5 separate regions of the Homo sapiens genome follow, and regions 1, 2, 4 and 5 are each linked to region 3. A link is a loop called in an ENCODE intact Hi-C map of the cell type or tissue named here. Cell type or tissue: dorsolateral prefrontal cortex. All regions are shown on one strand.

Region 1 (5,000 bases), 210 kb before region 3:
AAAATAAGAGGTCGAGCTATTACGGGTCTCCTGAGTGAGTGTCCCGAACTTCTCAAGCTGTTGTAGCTCTCACTCAGTCACCTACCATGCCCAAACACTGCTAAATCCACCAGCCCAGAACAAACAGCTTAATAGCCATATTACATTTTATGGCATCTAATACAGATTCAGAAGAGGCACCGAATGCACAGGAAGTTGGAAGAACAACACTGGGCATGGTGGCTCACGCCTGTAATCCCAGCATTTTGGGAGGCTGAGGCAGGTGGAACACCTCAAGTCAGGAGTTCAAGACCAGCCTGACCAACATGGTGAAACCCCCACGTCTACTAAAAATACAAAAATTAGCCAGGCATGGTGGCACATGCCTGTAATTCCAGCTACTCAGGAGGCTGAGGCAGGAGAATTGCTTGAACCCGGGGGGTGGAGGTTGCCAAGATTGCGCCACTGCATTCCAGCCTGGGCAACAAGAGTGAAACTTTGTCTAAAGAAAAAAAAAAGGTGTTAGAAGAACGATAGCTACAACTTGTATCTACTGAGCACCTGCAGAATGCAAAGGGCAGATGAGGCAGGTTCTGGGATGTGGGAGGAGAGGCAGAGGGGCCAGGCACTCCAAAGGAGAAGCTCCAGAGCCCATAGGGTAGAACCTCCCTATTTCCGGTGAGTCCCAGGCTCTGGAAGAATCAGTTGAGAGGCAACCTGGAAGTGCTTCCTTTCAAGGTGGTAAGGAAGGAGGTAGAATAATATGAGCAATTTCCCAAATTGACTTTGGCAACCCAGAATTTCGGTGGAGATGTCGGACGGTGACATCAATCTGCCCAAATTGCTTTTGAAGATGGAGGGCTCAGGATCTCATAACTCTTCTTTAACTGTTAAGGAACTAATTAAATCTGTAGCATCTCTGTTAACTGAGTTTTATTATGTTAATTTCACTGCTGGACAAGCTAAGTCAAGCACCGGTAGACTGCACTGTGGGCTTCTGGCTCCTGACGAAAGGCGCTAATGATATCTTCAATGAACACAGTGCCTGTACCCACAGAATCCCAAGTGATTTACCAACAGTTTCCTGCCAATTCCCACAAGGCTGAGGCCTGGCGGCTGAGTATCACCCTGCCGGCCTCGTTCGATGAAACCCTTCTAATTCAGAGCATACGCACACAGGTGTGTCTGTGCAGGTACACACATTTGCCTTGTGGCATAGAACAAACACGGACCACCCGACTAGGTGAAGGTTAAAAAAATGTACAATTTGGAATGTGTTTACATTTTTCTTTTGATTGCTGATAATTCCTTCCTTTTAGCTGATATATGGGCCTTAATTAGTGGCTCTCTGTATGGGATCACAGCCATCCCATTGGTTCTGTCTACCTTCCCTGCACTTCCCCAGCCTGCTCCAGGCCCAGGCACCTGTATGTGTGCTCACCCACCCCATCCACAGCAGCAAAGTTTCACTGCAGCCTTGGACATCCTTCCAACAACCCTGCAAGCATGCAGAGCTCATGGGGTTGGGATGGCATGGGGCACCTGCACATCTTGGCCCTGTCCCACTCCAATGCATGATGCTGCCCAAACTGACAAACTCATTAGGAGCAAGACAAGTTACTTGGCTTATCAGGGAAGAGGCAGAGTGTGAATGAAAACCCCTATCATTTAACTCCTAGTGTTCTAGAATAATGGGATAGAATGAAGCTCAGAAATCTTGAAACTCTTCATTTCTACCCTCTCCTTGCGAAAGAAGAAACTATGCTTGGAAGATAAAAGACACTCAGTTGCTGAAGAACACCTAGAGCAGTGCATTCATAATTTGGAATCTGGTCTCCTATCTGCCAGGTCAGAGTTCCTACAGCAAACATTCCCAAGTCAATACAATGTGTACTTCCAGAAATTTAAAGCCACACAAGGCCTGGCCTGTTTGGGGACAGTTGGGTTTCTCCAGGATAGAGACAAGCCTAAACTCTGTCCTCCTAGGTAGTGAGCTGACAGGTCCTGGTAGAAGATCCCCCGCAGCCCTCCATCCTCTCTATCCCCACAGCTGAACCCTCAGACCGTCATGAGTGTTGGGCAGATGAGAGCAACTTTGAGAAATCTGCTCAGGAGCCATGACCCATAGAGACAAAGACACATGCTCAGGGAGGCCCTCCACATTTCTCTCATGGGGGAAAAAGCCCTAAACACACCCCTTCTTTTTCTTGCTTTCTTTTCCACACAAAATAAAGCCCCCCCCCAAAAAAAAATCCAAAAACTCTAAGAGCCTCTGAAACTTGGCTGCCCATACATTTTTCTGAAGCCTGCTTCTTCACCTCAAAACAAAAGCAAAAGGGAAAGAAAAACCAGGCCGAGGACCTTGTCTACTTCTGCCCTTGCTTCCTGATGGAGCAAATCCCTCATGAATTATGCACTTTCAGCTGCTGCCACCCCAGGCCATCCAGGCTCTGCCAAGGTAGCCAGCTCCTCCCCGGCTCCTGGTGTGATCTCAGCCCCAGGAAGGGCATCGGCACTGTCTTGATGGAAGAATGCCGGGTCCAGCTGCAACTCACCACTGACCCTCCCAGGTGAGCTCTGCAGAGAGATGCCCACAGCCAGGTGTCTGTGCCTGGTCATCGGTTTTCAGCCTAGTTTCTGGAGGAAGAGAGGAACCAAGAATCAGACAGGAGCTAGAGTGGGAGGCGGGGGAAGGAGTAAACCAATCACCAGAAGGTGGTGCTATACTTTAAGACAGACTAGCCAGAAGGGGAGAAGCCTCCGTGAGAAAGATTATAACATTTCAGAGAGGGAGGGTGTCTAAAGATAAAATACAGAGCACTGCAATGCTATGCAATGAAACGAAATGACGTCAGAGCTGAAAAGACTCTAAAATATCATTCTAGAATAATCTCATATCACTGGTGGGAAAACTGAGGCCCAGAGAGACACAGAGGTTTGCCCACCATTGTACAGACCAGAGGAAAAACTCGGTCTGTCGCCTCTTTAGGTTCTCCAAAGGCTGCCTGCTTTTTGGCAAAGCCGAGATTAGAGAATAAAACACGAGGATTGGCTCACAGTAGAGAAACATCAGGTTCAGGAATTGATGCTCCAGTGAGGCAGAAGGAGCCACAGTCCCTTCCCGGGAACAATCCACGGAGGCCTCCCAGAGCAAAGCCGAAACTACCAAAGAGTCAATCCAGTGTCCATCGCCTTGGCAGCATCACTGCTCAGCCTCATGAGTCTCCACAGGATGGCCAAATTAAAACTGCGGGCTATGGCCGGGCGCGGTGGCTCATGCCTGTAATCCCAGCACTTTGGGAGGCTGAGGCGGGTGGATCACGAGGTCAGGAGTTTGAGACCAGCCTGGCCAACATGGTGAAACCCCATCTCTACTTTAAAAATATACAAAAATTAGCTGGGCATGGTGGCACGCACCTGTAGTCCCAGCTGCTCAGGAGGCTGAGGCAGGAGAATCGCTTGAATCTGGGAGGCGGAGGTTGCAGTGAGCAGAGATCACACCACTGCACTCCAGCCTGGGAGACAGAGTAAGACTCTGTCTCAAAAACAAACAAACAAACAAAAAAAAAAAAAAACAAAGCAAAACAAAAACAACCATGGGCTTCACCACTTGCTAGCTGTGGGTATTCCTGTAACATCTCTGAGCCTTGACATCTCCATCAGTAAAATGGCATAAAAATATCTCCCTCTCAGAATCACTTCTGAGAATTAAAGACCCTTGTGCAAAGTGTCTAGCACAATCCTGGCATATGGTAAGTTCCCATGGCAGAACTTTCCCTACCCTTTTTGACTGTGCAAGGAGAAGCCTTCTCCTAAGTATCATGCATGTGGTCTGGAAATGCCAAGTGCTCTGCAGGTGGAAGAACCTGACCTTATGACATGGCTCATCACCAAGGACCCCAATCATAGAAGTTAAAGGATGGGTTGCAGGAGGAGGAGTAAGTATAGGGGCAGAGTTCATCCCACAGAGTCAATGGGGAGAAACTGACATCACTCTCAGGCCTTCCTGCCTGTGAAAAGCTCAGTTGCAAAGAACAAATTCCCTGGCAGAACCACTGAATGCCTACAGACACCTGCACGCACACACAACTAACATACACATGCCCAGATCGGCAAGGAGGGCGTGATATGGTTGCCTAAGTGCTGGGTCAGGAGACCCCAGCTTTCATGGTGGGCTCAGATCCAGCAGGAAACCACACTGTGAACGCCTTCCCACATTCTTTTCAATCACTGACTCTCACTCAGGGTCTGCAGGAGCCAGAAAGCATTATCACCATCCCCTCCATAGACAATAGGCCCAAGCCCTCGAAGGGCTTCCTCAGGACCACATAGCAAGGCAGCCCACTGAGCAGGTGAGTCTGCTGGGAAGTGGACAAGGCCCAGGCCCCGCCTCACTTATCTTCTTGGTTTCTCTTCTCGCCTCCCCATGAGAGGCCTGAGCCTCAGTTCCCTGGCTGAGAGGTGAGAGGGTAAGAGAGGGTGGAAGAACATACCCTGCTTGAGGTTGCAGCCACTCCATGGCCCCCTGGCTGCTGGACCAGTCCAGCCAGTCCCTTGACCTCTGTCTAGGGGAAATAGCCCCAGAATCCCTAAGGGGCCACTAATTTAGAACACATTTTACAGAGACTGAACTTTTGGGGCCATCTTTTAGAACAGCAGTGATGAAGAGACAGATATTACCTACAAGGGTGGGGGGAAACTGACTCCCATCCCTTCACATCCAATACTCAACTATTCATTCATGGGTTTCTGTGCCTCTACCCACACCTGTGCCAGGAATGCTCGCTGAGTGCTCCCTGTCATTACAACTTGCTGATAATGCTGCACCCTCATTCAACATCCAGCCTGGCTCCTATTATGCAGTCAGAGAAATGATCCCTGAGGAGGAGTCTGTCATGTACATCTGTGCTGCTGCAACACGTCACTCACAGTGGGCTGTTTATGGGGGTCATGAAGGGTACAGATGCTGGACTGCTGGGCTCCCACTCTGATTCACCACCTGCTAGCTCGCGTAGCCATAG
Region 2 (5,000 bases), 57 kb after region 3:
GCCCTTGAAAATGCTCTGCCTATTGCTAAGTTATGGAGGAATCAGCAGAAGCCTGAAGAAGGGTTATTGTCAACTAAAAGCCAGGCAAGAAACCATTTTACTTAGCTATTCTGCTCCCTGCAACGCTTTTTAAATTATAGCACATCTTTCCATTTCTGGTTAGACCAGACTGTATTGCTTTTGGCCAAAATCCATGCAAGACCTGCAGTGAATGAGAAGAGCATGTACAAAGTTATTCTGAGAAAGTCACCACATAGGGGTATGTTCCTGAGCATGAAAATATTCACATTTCAGAGCTAATTCACAGAAAATCATCACACAAATACCTCACTCACAGTCTCATTCATTCGAGTCAAATATTTGTTGAAAGAATGAAATACAGCATCTAAAGTGAGTTTTGTTCTGACCTTTCAAGTGGTGAAAGGAAAAAGAGATCATAAAACTATGTCTGGGTCAAATTATCAGTAACTTCCCTTTTCTCTTTCACGATTGACTCTCTGTGATTGATCCTCTGGGAATAACTTCCCCTGAGCTCTTGGCAAAGTTTCAGACGATAAACATATGATGAAAATATTGACGAAAATCGTTCGGTTCAGGGTTCACTAGTCTTGAGTTCATTGGCTTTGCCTCTGATGGAAAAACAGTCAATGTCTGGATCCAGACGGTGGAAACTACCATCCTGTCTCGCCTGGAAGGGGTATGGGGTACCAAGGCAGGGGGCCCCATACCATCCTGTTTCACCTGGAAGGGGGATGGGGTAACAAAACAGGGGGCCCCATACTGTCCTGTTTCGCCTGGGAAGGGGGATGGGGTACCACGGCAGGAGGCCCCATATCATCCTGTCTCGCCTGGGAAGGGGTGTGGGGTACCACAGCAGGGGGCCCATACAATCCTGTCTCGCCTGGAAGGGGTGTGGGGCCCCATACCATCTTCTCTCGCCTGGGAAGGGGTGTGGGGTATCACGGCAGGGGGCTCCTTAGCCATCTCGCCTGGAAGGAGGATGGGGTACCACAGCAGGGGGCCCCATACCATTCTGTCTCACCTGGGAAGGGGGATGGGGTACCATGGCAGGGGGCCCCATACCATCCTGTCTCGCCTGGGAAGGGGTGTGGGGTACCACGGCAGGGGGCCCCACTGTTACCCCCTCTGCTTGCCTTACAATACTAGGGGAAAGTGTGGAAGACAAAAGTGTTCCTCTCTCCATCCCTTTCTCTTCAGCACCTGAGATCGGCTTGGTACCAAAAAAGTACTTGCCAGCTGAATGGAAGAAAAAAGGAAAGGTAGGCAGGAGGAAGGAAGGAGCCTCATCTTGTTCATCAAGTGAGGTAAGGGCAAGCCAAGAAGTGACGCCATTTTAGGAAAGAGGCAAGGACGTGAAACAACCCAGACTAGGGAGGAATCTAGAAGCAGTTTGTTCATTAGGTGCAAGGTGCAGGGCCAGCCTGCAAGGTGCAGGAGAGCAACTGGACCAATGAGGGTTTCCATGCCAACCTGAAGAGGTTGGTCTTTATTCTCAGGATGACAGTCATCCGTCGTTGGACTGTTCTAAGGAAGACAGAGATATAACTAAAATGGTGTTTTAGAAACAGCTTTCTGGCTGCAGTGAGAGAAGATGGGTTGGGGGGTGAGGAGCCAAGGGTGAAGAAAAGGAGCGCTAGAGGCGCCCCCACGGGCCATGGGGCAGCCTGCAGAAAGTGCAGATGGACAGTAGCAAGTTAAAGGCAGGAGAGCCGACGCCCCGGGGCTTGCCTGGCTGCTGAGGGTGACAGTGGAAAATCTAGGCGGGCGTCCAGATTTCTCATACAGAGGTGACACAGGACGGGAAGCAGGTTGGAACGTTCCGTTAGGAACATGATAAATAGCTACTCTCTGTTGCTATTCTATTTCCCTTTCATTTAGTTTGGACAAGGGAGGCAACCCTCTCTCAATAACGCCTTTCTTGTTTTTAGCTGTGTTGGTCATTCACTGATGTCGGTGGGGTGGGGGAGCTGGTGGGAGGACTGAGGGCGAGGGGTATTAGTAAACATGAAGCGAAGGCCTCGGGATGGTTGTTAAACAGAGAGCCGGGCTGAATCAGGCGAGGCCGGAACACCTGCCATGTGTCCGATGCCCAGAGCGCCCGGGCGTGTCCCTGAGGCCTGGACACTCCCCCTGCGAGCCGTTTCCAAACCAAATGAGATGAAGACACACAAAGAACAAATGCCTTCGGCACCTACTGACAGCGGAGGGGCTCCCGGGCGCGACTCAGGGACAGCTCCTCCGGCTTTACCTTCGGAGCTTGTGGTTTTGCTTACAGGGGTTTTTAAAAATTTCTGCGTGTGCAGGTGTTTTCTTTTTGTTAGTTTCAACGCAGCCGCAACTTGCCTCTGACATTTCAAAGTGATGGAGGTGCCTTTTCTTCCCGCCACCCTCTCTGGTGCTTCCTGCGCGTCGCGCATCTCGGGCTCTGAAGACCCTTGCTCCGGATGACCAGGAGGAGAGTGCATGCCACACGTCCGAAGCTGCGTCTCCACAGAGATCCCCTCCTTCCTGGTGCCTCGCTCACATTCTTGAAGCCCCCTGGCTCCTTGCCCAACACTCCCCAGTCTCACAAAGAAAAGAATTTGCTTTTTTTTCCCCTTCCTCCAAGCTCTCCTTCTCTTTCTCTAGCTCTCTCACTGTTTGTCTCTGTCTCACAGCCTCTCTCAGTCTCTGTCTGAATCTTTCTGTCTCAGTCTCAGTCTCTGTCTCCCTGTCTCTGTCTCTCTTTCTGTCTCTGCCTGTCTCTCTGTGTGTCTCTGTTTCTCTCTCTCTGCTTTTCAGTCTCTCCTCTCTCTCTTTTCCTCTCTCTCTTTTTCAAATTTCAAAGCGTTGCTTTGAATGACGGACTATTCAGGACAGGCAGAATGAGGCCTCTCTGGGGCTCGGCTGCAGTCAAAGCCTCCCGCACTTCTAAAGGGGCTGCGGCCGGTCTACCCGGGGCGCGGGCGGCGTTGTCGCGGTGGCGGCGGCCCTGCGCCCCGACTGGCCATCTGTATGCAAATCTCAGCAGACCCAGCAAACTTGCATCAGCCTGGCCGGCCTGGCGGGCTGTGCACTCGGCAATTATCAGTGCACATCGGGCCTTTGTGCCCACGGCCGGGCTTTGTGGGTGCCCAGCACCTGCACCTCGGAGGTGGCAGATGGCAGGACTTGGCAGCAATATGGAAGTTTGCCTGAATGTGGCCAAGCCACAAATGGACATCTTTTATTTCTTCCTGGGGGTGGGGAGCTGAAGAGAGGGGGATTAGTGCTGGATTACCACCCATTCACGCACTCGGCAAATATTTATTGAGTGCCTACTATGTGCCCCCAGCCAGTGGTCTCAGGAAGGGCCCAACAAAGGAAGGAAATGATGTGGGTGTTTTGCTGGGAAGAAAGAAAAAAAAATCTGGGAAGTGGCTATTTGCATTCAAAATTGCTACATATGCAACTGGCAGGACAGGTTTTCATTCCTGGAGACTGCAGCCGTGGCAAGCCTAGGAGCCCCTCCCTTCCCGGCTCCTTGCAGACACCAGCTCCTGCCTGGCCCCTGTGCCACATGCTCGTGCAAGCTGATGTAGTGCCACCATCAGAGTGTGCTCTACCCAAGAGTCTGGATTGCCTTGAACCTCAGTGAGGTGGCCTCTGCCAGGGACTCCAGATGAAGACAGAAAAGTGCTGTTGCTTGGTCAATCTGCCCACAGAGTGGGAAATGGTCTGGGTTCGCTGGGGAGACAGGCTGTGTCACAGGTCTGCTGGGAATGAGCTTCCTCTCCCAAGGCGCCTTTTTGTTGTAGTTGTTGTTGTTTGTTTGTTTTTTAAGACAGGATCTCACTCTGTCTCCCAGGCTGGAGTGCAGCAGTGCCATCATAGCTCACTGTAGCCTTGAGCTCTTGGGCTCAGACAATCCCCCCAACTCAGCCTCCTGAGTTTCCAGGACTACAGGGGCACACCACCACACCCAGCTAATTTTTTAGTTTTTATTTTATTATTATTTTATTTATTTATTCATTCACTCATTCATTATTTTGTAAAAATGGGGTTTTGCTATGTTGCCTAAGTTGGTCACAAAGTCATGGCCTCAAGCAATCCTCCCATCTTTACCTCCCAAAGCGCTGGGATTACAGGCATGAGCAACCTCACCTGGCCATGATGCCTTTGTTAAACCATCATTCTGAGAGCTTTGCACATGGAGGAGGCTTTGCACATTTTCAAACTGCTTATAGCAGCCCAAATAGACTAAGACAAATGGAAAAGTAAAGCACTCTACCAGTTTCCCAGGTGAGTTTTCATTTGTTTTCACATAATTCATTCCATAAATTAGAGTGGGAGTTTTGCAGATATGGCATCAAAGCACCTGGTTTCTATAGGAGGTAGTTCAAGGCCAGTACAACAAAGCAAGGAGCTCAAAGCATTAGGGTATGTGCCCTTTCGGTCACTCTGCAAGTTGGTATTCAATTTACAGAGGAGAAAGCCAATCACAGAAATGCAGTGAAAAGAGATCTTATGGCAAGTTTGAGAGAAAGCCCAGATGAAAGCCTTGGTCCCCTGACCCCAGCGTTGAGCTGGTGTGAATGGCAGAGCAGATCTCTCCTCCAAAGTTAGTTGGTCTTTGCTTAACAAGACCATTTTAATGCCAGGCTATGTTGAGAAAACATTTTGACAGGGCCTAAAAATTCTTTTTTATTTCCAAATAAGTATGCATCTGGCACTATGGCCCCAAACCACACTGGAGCCTCAATCTGTCCCCACCTTCTGGGAATCTCTACTTCCCACCCTGTCCCTGGTGCTCCTGCATCTCTCATCCTTGCATCACTTTTGAGCACCTTGTTTTGTTGCACTGGCCTTGAACTACCTTCTACAGAAAGCAGGTGCTTTGATGCCATGTCTGCAAAACTCCCACTCTAATTTATGGAATGAATTATGTGAAAACGGATGAAAACCCACCTGGGAAGCTGGTAGAGTGCTTTACTTTTCCATTTGTCTTAGTCCATTTGGGC
Region 3 (5,000 bases):
AGGAATCACCCGTCATCTCTACTACCCTTCACTGAACCCTTTTCTTCCTTATCATGCCACCCTAGGGGCTTAAAATCTCTGCCATAAGAGTCAGAACCCCCTTCTGCGTGTCTCAGAGCCCCTCCCCATTGCCTGTTCCAGCCTGCTGTCCTTTGGCTCAAACCTTTGTGCCCACTGACCTCTGCTGTGCTCATCAGCTTCCAGCACCTGCCTTACACTTGCTCTGTCTCTATTGCTTTTTTGTACCCATTTAGCTGATTGACTGGCCTCTGCCCTTCCTCCAGGACAGGATGGCTTAGCTTTGCGAAGCCTCTGCGGGGAAGGAGCCCACATGAGCCAGATGCACACCTGCCTGGGCAGTGCGTCCTGCCTCTGATGGGCCAGGCCTTCACTCTGCCAGGGCCCTGATCTTAGCTGTGACCAGCCACCCCACAACCTACACCATTGTAGACACATAGTGGCCAGCGTGGACTGCAGCAGCTGCTTAGCAGTTGTCTGGGCCCATTAGACTCCTCCCTCTATCTGAGGCTCTCCAGACTTGGGTCCAGGGCCTGACAGTCTAACCACAGTCATCTGTTCTGCATGTAGCAGAACAACCACCTTCTAGAAATGTAAAAATATCTTTACCTTCCATTTATTGGACTATTTTCTTGTCTCCAACTACAACAAGGAAAGGAGCCAAAGAGGACCACTCGAGTGACATCCCTGGTGTATACACTGGAAAAGCGATAATAAGCAGAGCGTGGACCACTCCGGATCTCACTGTCGATGGCCCTCTCCCAGCCCTGCACTCCCACAGAAGTTGGGTAAACCTCTGTCAAACACCCATCAGACGTTAATGTCACATTAATTTTGCACATGATGGTCTCTCCTTCTAGAATTTAAGTTTTTTAAGGGTAGGGAATGTATCTTCACCCATTCTTGTATTCCTTCAGGCATTCATGTTATCAGTCAACAGCATTTACTGAGCACCTGCTTTATGCCCAGGCCCTGCCCTAGACCCCGGGATGCAAAGATAAATAAGATATAGCCCAGGCTCATGCCTGTCATCCCAGCACTTTGGGAGGCTGAGGCGGGTGGATCGAAAGGTCAAGAGATCGAGACCATCCTGGACAATATGGTGAAACCCGTCTCTACTAACAATACAAAAATTAGCTGGGCGTGGTGGTGCGCACCTGTAGTCCCAGCTACTCGGGCGGCTGAGGCAGGAGAATCACTTGAAGCCAGGAGGCGGAGGTTGCAGTGAACCAAGATCGCGCCACCACACTCCAGCGTGGCGACAGATAAATAATATACTGTCCCTGTCCTTGAGGCTCCCAGTCCAGTGATTGGTAAATAGATGTTTATGACTCAGCATGACAAATTCAATAATAGAAAAATGCAGAGGACAATGTGAGTTAAAAGGAAGAAGCATTTTCCCCATTTCAAGAGGTCAAAAAACACATCACAGAGAAGGAGGTTTCTAAACTGGGCTTTGAAGGATGACTAGGAGTTCTTTGGGCCAGAAAGACATTGCAGAAGTGAACACGTACCAACATCATTGATAAAACCTCAGCAATTGTTGTGGTTCCTGGCACATAGAAAATTCTCAGGAAAAGTTGCTGAGTTGTACTAAGTGAGAATATCGTGACTGACGGAAACCCAGTCCAAGGACTGGGGAAAGAGGGCCCCATCCTAGCTCCTCTGCCTCAAACCTGGAGACACATTGAAGTCATTTGGAAAGTGTGAGAAAACACTGATGTTCCAGTGTCACTCCCCACCGCCCCCACCCCAGAGATCCTCATATAATTGGCCGGAGAGGCTGCCTGGTCTTTGAGACTCTTAAAAGCTCCCCAGGTGATTCCAATAGGCTGCCTTGTTTGAGAACCACTGATGTAGACCAGTGCTTCTCAAACTTAATGTGCAAATAGATGCAGGCAATCTTGTTAAAATGCAGATTCTGACACAGCAAGATGGGCCTGAGAATCTTCATTTCTAACTAGCCCCTGGTAACACCGCTGCTGCTGGTCCTGGGACCACCATTTGAGTAGCGAGGCTCTCTGAGGCTTAATGCCCAAAGGCAATTCAGCTGGCCTCAGCAATGTGCCTGCATGCAGCGGTGATATTCCAAATCCGAAGGGAAGGGTACATGTGGGGGCACCAAGTGCCCAGAATGGATGTAGCGGCCACAGGTCTGAAGGCTCTGCTGCCCCTGGTGTGAGTTAACTTAGTTGTGGGTGGGGAAGATGTTAGGGGGAGGGCTGGGCAGTCAAGGCCACAGGGGGTGCCTGGGAGAGGTGGGGACAGCAGCCTGTTTACCCACCTCCCTGTTGTAAGAGCTGACATCGAATACCGGTGTCTACCAGCTGGCTGTCCCCCCACCCACGGCCTGCACCCAAGGCCGAGGAACAGCCAAGAAGGCCTGGCGAGCAGCATCCTACGGAGAGGACAGCGAGGAGGCCGCCTTGGCAGGAGCTGCCTGCTGGATAAACATTGTTCTGTTTTTTTCTTTTTTCTCTTCAAACAAGCCCTTCTCAGCACTGGCCACATCATCCTAAACAAGGCCTCTCAGTGCTGTTGACACAAAGGCAGAGACGGTGTCATTCCAGCCCAGAGATAAAACTCGGATCCTCCCACAATGGTGGGCACTTCGTCTCGGGAAGAACACCAGTGAATCAGGAAATTCAGCAAGCTGGGTCTAAGCCCTGCCCTCAGGCTAGGCTCAGGTTTTTTGTTGGTTTGGGTGGATTTCTTCCTCCCCAAAGCTCTGCTTGTTTCATGTGCCTGGTCAGCAGATATGTCAGCCCCAGACAATGGCCTCTTTCTGCAGACAATGGTCAGCATGAGGAATGTCGCAGGAGGGCAGGGCTTGGGGAGGGACAATCCCGCTTTCAGAAGTCAGTGGCCGAGTGGGTGCTGCAGGGAGGGTCCTGCTGTCACCAGGGCAGCCTCCTCAAAGGCACCATTTATAGGACCTGCAGCCCCAGAAAAGTGGAAGCTTTGGGCAGCAGCAGAATCAGAGAGCAGCTCCCTCGCCCGCTGCTCCCGGCAGACTCGCCCTGCCTGCTTTATCGGCCTCCCGAGGCTCCTGCAACCACAATTCCTACCATGCAGACTTTGTTTAATGAAAAAACAAATAGTTACCCCCAAATTAGACCGAGGCCTGCTGTTCCCTCAGCCGCGCCTCCTGCAGTACCCAGCCTGTGCCTCATTGGCCGGCTCTCCAGAAAAGAAAGGGCTCATTCATCCCCAAAGGTGGAAACTCGCCTTCTCCCAGGGAAATTGTGTAACCGTTTTGTAGTGGAACCGACTACAGGCCTCAAGGTCTTTTGCAAAAAGAAAAACAGATAAGGGGGCGGTGGCGGGAGCCAATGCTGGCTGTCTTAGATTTGCTCATTGCAGAATGATTTTCTGACAGAGATCATAGGCCCACAAGTCACATCAGCTGGTCCCTGGATTTCAAGGATCCTCACTGTGATTGGAAAATTAAGTGATAGCCATGCATGCATGCATTTATTCATTCATTCCTCCAGCACAATGTATGGCACATAATAGATGCTTAGTAAACATGTGTTGAATGAATGAAATGTTTTGTAATATCTGATTCTATCTCTCCATGCTCAGAAAACCTTCAACAGCTCCCTATTGCCTATATTATCAATTTAATCTTTCTTAGCATAGCTTACCACTTGTAACTGGACCCTCAAATACCTCTCCAACCCTACAACCTCCACATGCTCCCAATCCCACCCCTCCAACACGCACATATGCTGCCTACTGTTTCTTGAACCAAACCATTGTTGTGTGAGCCTCTAGGCCTTAGTCCCAGCTGTCTCTTAACCTCAAGGCCCTTTCCAAGCTTCTTGTAGGGATCTGGTGAGTTCCTCTCCCATGAGACTCAAGCCAGTGTTTACTCCTCCTCTTAAAAGCCATCGCTAAATATAAAAAATTAGCCGGGCGTGGTGGGGAGCGCCTGTAGTCTCAGCTACTCAGGAGGCTGAGGCAGGAGAATGGCGTGAACCCGGGAGGCGGAGCTTGCAGTGAGCTGAGATCGAGCCACTGCACTCCAGCCTGGGGGACAGAGCGAGACTCCATCTCAAAAAAAAAAAAAAAAGCCATCGCCAAAGTGTCAGGCTCCATAGCCTCACTCTTGTTCATGGCCCTATCATGACACTTGCCACTCTTCCTTCTATCTTCCTGTTGCAACCATGCTGTGCACTTCTTGAGAGTGAGAACTGAGTCTGACTTACCTCCATATGCCCAGTGGGGGCCCAGGGTCCAGTCCATCATAGATCCTCAGTAACTACAGAGACCAACTAGTCCTGGTTTGCCCAGGACATTCCTTGTCTTAGCACTGAAAGTCCCACATCCCGGGACACCCCTTAGTCCTAGACAAACTGGAACTGTTTGTCCTCACATCAGTAAATGAGTAGTGAATGAATAATGCCTAGGTCTCTATTCATTAGTTCATTCACTTAACACACATGTAGTAAAAATCTGTGAGCCAGGTCCCATGCTCATACAGTTAGAGGGTGTTTCTAAACAGCTTCATGGCCCAGCATTGCAAAAGGACAGCTCTTTGGGGTTGAGTTAGCCTCAAGTCCATGGGGCACCTTTCCTAGATTCCTGTTTATCTCCTCCGCTATCTCTTCCAGTATCCACACCACGTTGTTTACAATGCATCTGTTGACATCTGCCTTATCTCCCTGGATTTGCTCTGGGCCTCCCTGGGTCTACTGCCCTCAGAAAGGACGAGCCCTCTAGCCTGACAGAGGAATTCCTAGCTAAGGTTTTATAAGTCAAAAGACCCACACTGGAGCTTGGGTCCCAGGGCAGCCCCCAGCCCTGGGCCCTCAGAACGAGAGCGATTGCAGCCAGGACGCATGTGTCTGCCCAGCCGTCCTCAGACCCTGGGGCTGCTTGGACCCATCTGTTTCCCAGTTCTAGGTCAAATCAAGCTGAGAAAGGATCAGGCTTCATTTGACCTGAGATGGCTGGAGCATCTGGCTGCTCCCTCTACC
Region 4 (5,000 bases), 86 kb after region 3:
TAGTGTGTGGTAGACACTGAATGAATGATTTAAAACACCAGCACTGGCCGGGCACACCTGTAATCCCAGCACCTTGGGAGGCTGAGGCAGGTGAATCACCTGAGGTCAGGAGTTCGAGACCAGCCTAGCTAACATGGTAAAACGCCACCTCTACTAAAAATACCAAGATTAGCAGGGCATGTTGGCTCATGCCTGTAATCCCAGCTACTCAGGAGGCTGAGGCAGGAGAATTGCTTGAACCCCGAAGGAGGAGGTTGCAGTAAGCCAAGATCTTGCCACTACACTCCAGTGTGGGCAACAAGAGCAAAACTCAGTCTAAAAAAAGACCACGGGCACCACTGCCCCTGCAAGCAGCCAGTTCCTCATGAACAGATCCTTCTCCAACTCCCATGCCCCAGCCAGGGCTGGGCATCACAAGCCCCCATCTGCACCTCCCAAATGCCTGTGCAGGTCCTGGCCTGGGTCAGGGCTGCCCTCAAGGGACCACAGGCGACCAAACAGGAACCTGGAGATAGATACCCTGAGAATATTTTTCCAGAGTGTTGGCCGGGGCCTGAGATCCCTTTCCTCAGGACACAGGCAGCTTCTAATTCCACATCCCAGGTCAGAGGTGGGGTACAAACTCCTGAGGGAGAAAGCACTCTCGGTGACTTGCAAGTGACAGGTCTTAGATCCGGAGGGCCTGGAGGGATGTACATCTTAGAGGCTGAAGGGAAATGCCCAGGCTCAGTGCAGGCACAGGGCAGAATCTGACCAGGAAACAGCTGCAGTACAGACAAAGGGGCCTTGGCAAGGCTAGGCCCTCCCAAACTGTGCCATGATTCCCAGGGCTGGCCCTGACAGGTATGTAATAGATGATCATTGAGTCAATGGGGAACAGGGGTGAGTTTACACAGAACTCAGTTTGCATTCGGCAGGAATTCCTACGGAAACAGTGGTGAGGGATCAGGACATGAGGGAAACGCTGGGCAGATGTTTTCAGTTCAGGGCCGGGGGCTTTCAGGAAAGCACAGCAGACAGACAGCAAGTTCACCTCTGCGGGGGAGGAAGGGAGAGATGCGGCTGCAGGCCGGGGCCATCTGGCCCTTTGCTCCCAGGTTTTCAGACCAGCTTCTAGTAACCTGTCAATCACGGCTCAGCCCTGGGCTGAGTGCTGATGGCAAAGTTCAGAGAAGAAATATCCTTAACTTCCCAAAGGTAATGCACGCACACACACATCCACAGACACACAGATACATAGACACACATACATATACACAGAGACACACATACAGACACACACAGACACACATGGAGACACACATACATAGACACACAGAGACACACACAGAGGCACACAGGCACACACATGGAGACATACAGAGAAACACACACACAGATGCACACACACAAACACACAGGCACGCTATGCACGCATATACAGACACACATACACAGACACACACACAGACACACACGTACACACAAAGGCACATATACACAGGCACACACATAGACATACACAGAGACACACAGACACATGCAGAGACACATACTCAGAGACACACACAGACCACACACAGACCCACACACTCACACACACAGACACACATGGAGACACGCATACAGACACACACAAGCACACATACACACACGGAGACACACATACAGAGATACACAGAGAAATACACAGACACAGGCACACAGACACACACAGGCACACACAGACACACAGGCACACCGACACACACGGAGCCACACAGACACACACACACACAAAGACATGCAGACACACAGACACACACGAAGACACATGCAGAGACACACAGAGAAACACACACAGACACGCAGGCACACATACAGAGACACACACAGGCACACTGTACACATATACAGACACACACAGAAAGACACATACATACACACACAGGCACATATACATAGCACACACATAGACATACACAGAGACACACAGACACATGCACATAGACACATACTCAGAGACACACACACACAGAGACACACACAGAGACACACACAGAAACACAGGCTCACACTCACAGAGTCCAGGCCTGTCTGGAGAAGCACTAGGAGAAAGACACGGGGGGAAGGAGAGGCCGAGATAAAGTGAGGAGGGGAGCGATCTGGAAAAGCAAGGAGAGGGTGAGGAGCGGGATAGGGATCACAGTCCCCGAGCTTGGGCTGAGGCCAGGCCCAGTCTTGAAAGGGGCCCAATAGGGCAGCCCAGTGCCAGACAGGACTCGGTCTGACAGAGACCTGTCCTTGCGCAGCCTGGGGTTTGCTCTGAGGTTTTGTGGGTCTAAGCTATCTCTGAGGTCACCCCCATACGCATCATTTATTCGCGTCTGTGAGTGCTTTGGACATTCATGGCTCCGCAGTCGGCGCAGGACCGAGGCCCCCACGGACAGAGCTGTCAGGTAGGGCAGACCGGGCGCTGGGGCTGGAACGTTCCAGAGGCTCTGGCAAGGCATTCCAGGAAGGGAACGTTCACTTCAGAAAGGGCCTCATGGGGGCCTCTTAACCCCCAGTGCCTGCGCTCGCCCAGAGACTGGCAGGCCAGGGCAGCAGCCGGCCGGGACTGTCTCTCCGGGCTGCAGACAGCCTGGCTCCAGGCCCACCTCCCGGTGCCCTCGGCCTGACATCTTCTGGGCAGAGCCACCATGCCCAGGGAGCCGTGTGGATGGTGTTAGTAAACACGCTTTCTTGCGCCCAGCCTGGCAGGGCCTGTGGGCAGCGGGAGGGCAAGGCGCTGGCAGCTCCCACGGCCGGGCAGGCGGGCGGGCAGGCAGACAGGCGGGCAGGCCGCCCCGCACAGCCCAGCCAAGGCCCAGAACAGAGCAGCTGCTCCCGTCGCCATGGAGACGGGGACTGAACAATGAGCATCCAGAAATGCAGCATGGCCGCCTGGCACTGCGGCCCACACTCCCACCAGGCCCTCACACCTACACACAGGCACGCACATGCATGCATGCACACACACACACGTGAACACACATGCATGCACTCACACAGTCTCGGCCTCCCTGCTGGAGAAGCAAGAGGGAGAAGGAGAGGGAAATGGGGAGAGGGAGAGAGTGCGGAGAGGAGGAAAGGGGAAAGAGTGAAGAGGAGAGCAAGGGAGATCACAGCTTCATTGTTGCAAAGTTGAGCAAAAATCTCACCCTTTGATTCTAGCTAAAAATACGTTTTGCAAAACTTGCCAGCTTTTCAGAGGGTCATGTGGTGCCCTGGATTCTTGTGTAACAGGAGAGTGAAAGGGGGTTTCTAATTAGCAAAAGCATCTTGAATCAAATCACCTTCTACTTAGAGAGGGGTAGCTGAGAGCCCGACGGAGTTTTAAGTCCCAGGAAATTAGAAGAACACTTTCTTAAATGGATCTAAATCCCATGTAATTCCTCCTTGGAGATAATGCGAAGAGGAGGCCAACAGGTTTAGCCACAGTCTCGGAAATGGAGAGCCTGAAAGAGGCTTCATCTGGCCCCTTGGGAAGGCAGAGGGCAGCTGTGTCCAGAGGATTTGAAGAGACCTGGGGCAGGCTCAGGAGGGCAGCCCATGGGCATCTGGTTGTGGTGCTTGTGGGTGTCTTCTGAACACTTCCTTTGTGTGAGATACTGAGCAGGTCAGCCCCTGTCTTCCAGGGGCTCCCAGGACCCCAGCGGGGGAGGTGGCAGGGCCCCCGATGTGCACTGGGTAAGCGGGCACATCCCTATGTAGACACACTCTCCCGCTCACCAACCAGCCACCAGCCAGCCCTCAGCCCTATCCTCGTGTCTACAATGAAATCAGGTCTCGAGTCTCTGAGACTTCCAGGACCACTGTCCAAGGACTGGCAATTCCCATCCTAATTTCCATCAAGTGCTCAACCTGCAGGAAGTCGCTTGATTTCTCTTGGCTTTGCCTGGTTCCTTCCTGCTTCAGAGCAGGTGGGTGTCCTCCACAGGTGGCCAGACCCTTTTAGCAGAAAAAAATGGACTGCCTGCTGATTGACCTGATGGAGTGTAGGAGCTGGAAGGGACACTCTAAGGTTCTGGTGTCCACCTCCACCACTGGAGATCATAGCCAGTGACATTGTAGCTGGCACGGGAAATTCACAGTCTACACTCCAAGCAGCATGCGGGGAGAAGGCGTTCACCACTTTTCTGGGGATGGAGTTTAAAAAGCGAGACAGAGAGAGGAGGCAAGAGAATCAGAACACGTTGGAAAGGAAGAAGAGAAAAGGTAAGACTGAGATAAATCTCCTAAGCTGTGTCAAATACTAGCAGGTTCCAGCAACTGCATTCAACTACAGCTAAGAAGTACTGAACAGCCCTTCCTCAGCTTCCTGGCCTCTAAAATCGTAGGCCCCATGAAAGAGAAAACATAGTAGACAATTAAAAGAAGGAGTGAGTACTAGAACTGAGCCAAGCCCCCTCCTCAGCTCCCTGCTCCCCTTGCCTGCCCGGCATCCCTTGCTAGAAGGTTCTCAGAACTCCAGGAAGCCATCTGCACCGGCTCAGAAGTGGCAGAGGGGGAATTAAAACCACGAAAGGAAGGATCAGAGAGACTCTCTCCCCCTCAAGAGCCACTTTAGTAGATGAAAAAAGCCAGGCGATTTTAATCATCACAAATTGTCTGAGCCTCTGAATCCACCTTCTCTGAAGCAAGGGAGGCCTTCCCTGGTTGCTGACTGATGCTCTCCAGTGGTCTGGGCTCGGGGTGTGGCTGGAAACCTACCTTTGTCCCCCTCCTCACTTCCTGGATCCTTCTGCCTGTCCTCCCAGGTCCCTGGCCCAGTCCAGGCCAAAGCAGCCCAACCCTGCTTATCTAAGGAGATCTGACAAGACTCCAGCCCTCAGGGGTACGGCCGCTGGCAAAACATATGGTGCATCGTAAATAGGACTTCCTTTTAGGAAATGAGCTGCTGTAATTAAATCCCCATTCATTTTTTGTAACATACACACAGAGACAAATAGATCTTTATCCTTTAGAGGCACAGAAGAGAATGGCTTGTGGGGAACAGA
Region 5 (5,000 bases), 150 kb before region 3:
CCGTTTCTACTAAGAATACAAAAAAAATTAGCCGGGCGTGGTGGCAGGCACCTGTAGTCCCAGCTACTCAGGAGGCTGAGGCAGGAGAACGGCATGAACCCAGGAGGCGAAGCTTGCAGTGAGCCGAGATCGCACCACTGCACTCCAGCCTGGGCGACACAGCGAGACTCCGTCTCAAAAAAAACAAAAAAGAAAAAAAAAATTAGCTGAGTATGGTGGCACAAACCTGTAGTCCCACCTACTCAGGAGGCTGAGGTGGGAGGATAACTTGAGCCTGGGAGATCAAGGCTGCAGGGAGCTGTGATGGCACCACTGCACTCCATTCTGGGTGACAGGGCAAGACCTCGTCTCAAAAAAAAAATAAAAATGGAAAAAGAAGAAAGTCTGCTGCAAGCCACCCTGCATCCTGTCAGGCAGTGACAGGCTTAGCACAGTACCTGGCAGGCGGGATCCTCAACATTTGTTGGTCACTATTATTACTGTCATCTTTGTTATTATTTATTTTATTTTATTTTTATTTTTGAGACAGAGTCTTGCTCTGTCACCCAGGCTGGAGCACAGTGTTGCAATCTCAGCTCACTGCAACCTCCACCTCCTGGGTTCAAGCAATTCTCCTGCCTCAGCCTCCCAAGTAGCTGGGACTACAGGTGCCAGTCACCACGCCTGGCTAATTTTTTTTTTTTTTTTTTTTTTTTGTATTTTTAGTAGAGACAGGGTTTCAGTATGTGTGCCAGGCTGGTCTTGAACTCCTGACCTCACGATCTGCCCGCCCCGGCCTCCCAAAGTGCTGGGATTACAGGCATGAACCACCACACCCAGCCATCTTTGTTATTATTGAGCACCTAACTCACAGGGCTGATACGAAATACCCATAAGAGAAAAGGGCTTATCTGGAAAGTGTTATCTAAAGATGCAGTCTTAGCCCATAGATGCCCCCACCAGCAGGCCAGTTGGCACCTGGGTACTGGGCAAGCCCCACAGACCCATGGCCCTCCTGGGCGGTGGTTGAGTTACAGAAGACAGGCAGCAAAGACACTGCGGCCTAGGGGCATGACTCCCGGTGAAAGCACAAGTGATGCTTGTCGGGACATTAACAAGCTGCTGCTTGTTCTGTGTAGCGGGCATTGAGCCTCTGGACAGGGAAGAGAAGGCAGTGCCCATGACTTGCCATGCCCTGAACTTAGATGATCTCGTTTACTCCTCACAACAAACCTGTGAGAAAGTGTCAGTATCCCCATCTTACCAATGGGGAAGCTTAGGCCCAGAGAGGGCAAGCAATTTGCTCACAATCACACAGCTGGTATGGATTTAAACTCCCACCTTAGCCTTAGCGTGCCTCCAGGACCCCTGCAATTCCCTCTTACCCTGAACATGGTCCTGGGGGACCCCATCTTAGCATGTGCAAAACCGAACAGGGTGAGAGCCCTGCCACACTTGACCTTGCATTTAGTAATAACAATGAGGGGGGAGGGAGAAGGGGGGAGGGGGAGGAACAGAAGGAGGAGGGAGAACATTACCAACATTTAGCACTCACCGGTCCTGGTACTTGCTCAGGACTTTAATTGAGCAAGTAAAGGACCCATCCCCGCACCACCACCACCCCAAGAGGATCTTGGGTCTGAGGAGCTGACCGATCCCCTCATTCAATCCTCACAGCCCTACCGAGAAGCACTCTCATTATCCCTCCCGTACAGGTGAGGAAACAGAGGCTCAGAGACGTTAAGTAACTTTCCCCAGATTTAGCATCTAGCTGAGGAGCAAAGCTGGATTTGAGCCAATGTCTGCCTGACACTACAGAGCTCCAGCTTTTATCCACTCCTACCTCTGAACTGCCTAAGGAAAAGGCCAAATGCACCAGTATACTCTAGAGAGAAAACTTGATGGGGGCAAATCAGGGAAGACTAGTAAATGTATGGCAGGAGGACAGCCTGAAGAGGGCGCAGGGCTCCCCGAGGTTCCCTGCTGGCTGGGCTGCTGGTGAATAGATGGAGAAAGCTGTGGGCCAATATGGCCTAGACGAATCCAGGGACTCTGGAGAAAGCCCTAGGCCACTTCAGATCCTTTATATACCCACTGAGTTCCTCACACAAGCACCATGAATTACAACTCTGTGAAGTGCAAGTTGTGACTATTCCATGTTAAAGATGAGGACCAGAATTACTTAAATGACTTACTCAAGGTCAGGCAGAGATAGTTGCTCTCTCTCCTCTGTTCCCAAAGCTCCTTGTGTACATTTCTATCATTCTTTTCTTTTCTTTTCTTTTTTCTTTCTTTTTTTTTTTTGAATCAGAATCTCAGCTCTGTCACCCAGGCTGGAGTGCAGTGGCACCCTCACTGCAGCCTCGAACTCCTGCCTCAGACTCCCAAGTAGCTGGGACTACAGGCATGTGCCACCATGCTTGGCTGATTTTTTAAATTTTTTTTGTAGAGATGGGCGTCTGGTTTTGTTGCCCAGGATGGTCTCAAACTGCTAGCCTCAAGCCATCCTCCCACCTCAGCCTCCCAAGTCACTGAGATTACGGGCATGAGTCACTGCACCTGCCTGGTTTCATACTTTTTTTTTCTTTTTTTTTGACATGGAGTTTTGCTCTTGTTGCCCAGGCTGGAGTGCAATGGGGCGATCTCGGCTCACTGCAACCTCTGCCTCCCAGGTTCAAGCAATTCTCCTGTCTCAGCCTCCCGAGTAGCTGGGATTACAGGCACATGCCTCCAAGCCTGGCTAATTTTTGTATTTTTAGCAGAGACGGGGTTTCATCATATTGGTTGGTCTCGAACTCCTGACCTCAGGTGATCTGCCTGCTTCGGCCTCCCAAAGTGCTGGGACTACAGGCATGAACCACCGCCTGGCCCTGGTTTCATACTTCGTTGTCTGTTTTCTCTAGAAGACTGTGAGCCCCTCAAGAAGGAGGCCAGTATCTTTGTCATCGCTGAGTTCTCACCTCTGAACACAACGCTAGAAACATAGTAGATAAGTAAATGAAGGAATGGAGTGAAAATTGAACTCTGATCCTCCCTCTTCTGTCCTCCCTCCCTCCCCTTGACCAAGGTATCAAACATGCAGGTTTCACTCCCAGAAGAATTACTGCTTTCGTGGTACAGGCACCACTGTTAATAAAAGGTATCTAGTGTTCAGGAGAGTTCTGCCTTCTCGTTTTACATGTGGGGCAACGGGGACTTGGAGAGAGGAAAGGAGTTGCTCAAAAGCTAGTGGTCCAGCTGGATTATGGAGACATCTCTGACCCTGCCACACTACTTGTGTGACCCTGTATCAATGGCCTACCTTCTCTGTGTCTTGGTAGCTCCCCCTATAAAATGGGCTCGACCTTCCTCACTGCAGCAGTAGGGAAGTGTCATTGAGGTCCTTTTGGAGCAGAACCATGCCGATTTCCTGGAGTCAGCTAACTCTGGGCAGAGCCCACCCTTCTGGGTCCCAGGGACTCCATCTGTGTGTATTACCCTCATTTCTCTTTGGCACTGAGAAGCTGGGACTGTCTCAGGGCATGGAGGCCTCTGAGCTCCTTGGTAGAAGAAAGATGAAGCATGCCCAGCTCTCCTGGTGTATTTCTTTCCTTGAAATTCAAATAATGCTATTTCCCCCCCTCCTTTTCCTCCAAGGTGACTTGGTGATTGGACTGTGGATATGGATTTTCTATGATGTTTAAGATTTACCATAAAAATCTACATGAATTGGAGATACTATTATTAGACTAAAAGCAAAGAGGCTCATTTCTTTCTGTCAGAGGGAGCGAGATCAGAGGCTTTTCTGCTCTCTAGGTTAAAAGGTACACCTTCCCAGAAAGATGAGAGCCAGTGACGGTTCCAACAAACGTGTCCTATGAATTTACTAAAAAACAAATTATCCATCTTGAAGGAATGAAGGGATCATTTGAATGCACTCCTGCTTCTGAGGCTGGAGAAATTTTTCCTGCCTCGTGTCTGTGCACCGTCGTCTCTGATGGGGCAGCCTCTGTCTGTGAGATCAGAATTAATTAAACTGTGCTTAGTTCACGCTTTTCGTGCCGTTAGAGTCGGAGAGCTGTTTGAAATAGGATTCCTGCTGATGAATGGGTCTGTACAATTATCGGTGACAATATGGTGCATACCCTGAGTCCTGGGCTGAGCGTGGAGGCCCTTCCCGGCAGGGAGGTGAGCCAGGCTTTGGGACAGAAACCTGTGTTCTCCCCAAAGACGGCATGGTTATTTTCTAAAAGACAAGCCCTTTTATGATTTTTCTTTTAATAGCAGGAAAGATGGCTGCAGCTCTCTGTTGGTAGGAAAGACGGTGAGTGCGGTGTTCTGAGAGCCAGCCTTGTAGTCACACCGACCTGGGCTCAGATCCTGCCTTTCTAAGTATAGAGCTATGAGCTGCCTCACAGCATTTCTGAGCCTCAGTTTCCTTTTCTGTAAAATGATAATGGCACCCACGGTGCAGATTGGCCCTAGGACCAGTCATTATCGGGGAGGGGAGGCATCCAGCACCATGGCCGAGGATTAGAGGGTGCTCAGTCAGGTCTCCATTGCGTATTTTGACATCTCTAATTTGAAGTTGCCGAGGTTTGAGTGTGGCTGCCCCATGACATCAGACTGCAGAAGCAGTTCTGAAAACTCCCTTCCTGCTTAATGAATGAAGACAGATTCTAACAGCTGGGGCCAGACAAAGGAACATGTGTCAGGCTCCGGAAGCTAGTCTCCAAAAGCACCCAGGGAGCAGGGAGGAATCTGGGTGAAGGGCAGGGCGGAGTGGCCAGACTGCGTGGGCCTACGCCGCTGCTTCCGCTTCCCAGAATTCCTAGGCCTGCATCAGTTCTGCCCGATTCCGCCTTCTTCCAGAGCAGTTATGAGCCCAAACAGAAGAATCTACAAGCCTTCTTTTATAAGCAGAGAAAGAGACTCCTAGCTTCATGAACAGCTTTCTTCACATGACTCTCCATCACTGGAAGGGGTGATAGCACCGCTTCAGATATTCCACTCGGAGACGGTCAACTCTTGATCCTACAATC

The links. A loop is a pair of places that touch in the nucleus more often than their neighbours do. Peaks named below come from ENCODE experiments on the same cell type or tissue, not always from the same donor. Only the 100,000 strongest peaks of a DNase experiment are listed, where the experiment ranks them.
Region 1: it touches region 3 in a loop (3.0-fold over the local background); 3 of 110 quality-filtered maps call a loop at or near these places.
Region 2: a loop joins it to region 3, with 2.7 times the contacts of the local background. A loop is called at or near these places in 2 of 110 quality-filtered maps.
Region 4: a loop joins it to region 3, with 9 times the contacts of the local background. A loop is called at or near these places in 5 of 110 quality-filtered maps.
Region 5: it touches region 3 in a loop (2.1-fold over the local background); 2 of 110 quality-filtered maps call a loop at or near these places.

What each region holds. Positions count from the first base shown.
Region 1 is chr2:16,279,721-16,284,720 of GRCh38, reverse strand. No RefSeq gene overlaps it. Among named protein-coding and RNA genes, the nearest start is that of GACAT3, 230 kb to the right of the region's middle. In dorsolateral prefrontal cortex, CTCF peaks have their summits at 2,497 and 2,696 (motif pointing right); a DNase peak (open chromatin) is centred at 2,590.
Region 2 is chr2:16,011,329-16,016,328 of GRCh38, reverse strand. No RefSeq gene overlaps it. Among named protein-coding and RNA genes, the nearest start is that of GACAT3, 37 kb to the left of the region's middle. RefSeq lists an enhancer at 2,270-2,881. In dorsolateral prefrontal cortex, no CTCF peak of the experiment used is centred here; DNase peaks (open chromatin) are centred at 1,768, 2,108, 2,524, 2,998 and 1 weaker place; H3K4me3 peaks cover 1,524 bases; H3K27ac peaks cover 2,629 bases; H3K27me3 peaks cover 2,606 bases.
Region 3 is chr2:16,068,000-16,072,999 of GRCh38, reverse strand. The region is part of intron 1 of GACAT3 (gastric cancer associated transcript 3); the gene reads right to left. Among named protein-coding and RNA genes, the nearest start is that of GACAT3, 20 kb to the right of the region's middle. In dorsolateral prefrontal cortex, no CTCF peak of the experiment used is centred here; DNase peaks (open chromatin) are centred at 2,103, 2,459, 2,849 and 3,233; H3K4me3 peaks cover 1,473 bases; H3K27ac peaks cover 4,910 bases.
Region 4 is chr2:15,982,304-15,987,303 of GRCh38, reverse strand. No RefSeq gene overlaps it. Among named protein-coding and RNA genes, the nearest start is that of MYCNOS, 43 kb to the right of the region's middle. In dorsolateral prefrontal cortex, no CTCF peak of the experiment used is centred here; a DNase peak (open chromatin) is centred at 2,773; H3K4me3 peaks cover 915 bases; H3K27ac peaks cover 2,692 bases.
Region 5 is chr2:16,215,788-16,220,787 of GRCh38, reverse strand. No RefSeq gene overlaps it. Among named protein-coding and RNA genes, the nearest start is that of GACAT3, 170 kb to the right of the region's middle. RefSeq lists an enhancer at 4,392-4,893. In dorsolateral prefrontal cortex, a CTCF peak has its summit at 1,927 (motif pointing right); no DNase peak of the experiment used is centred here; H3K4me3 peaks cover 829 bases.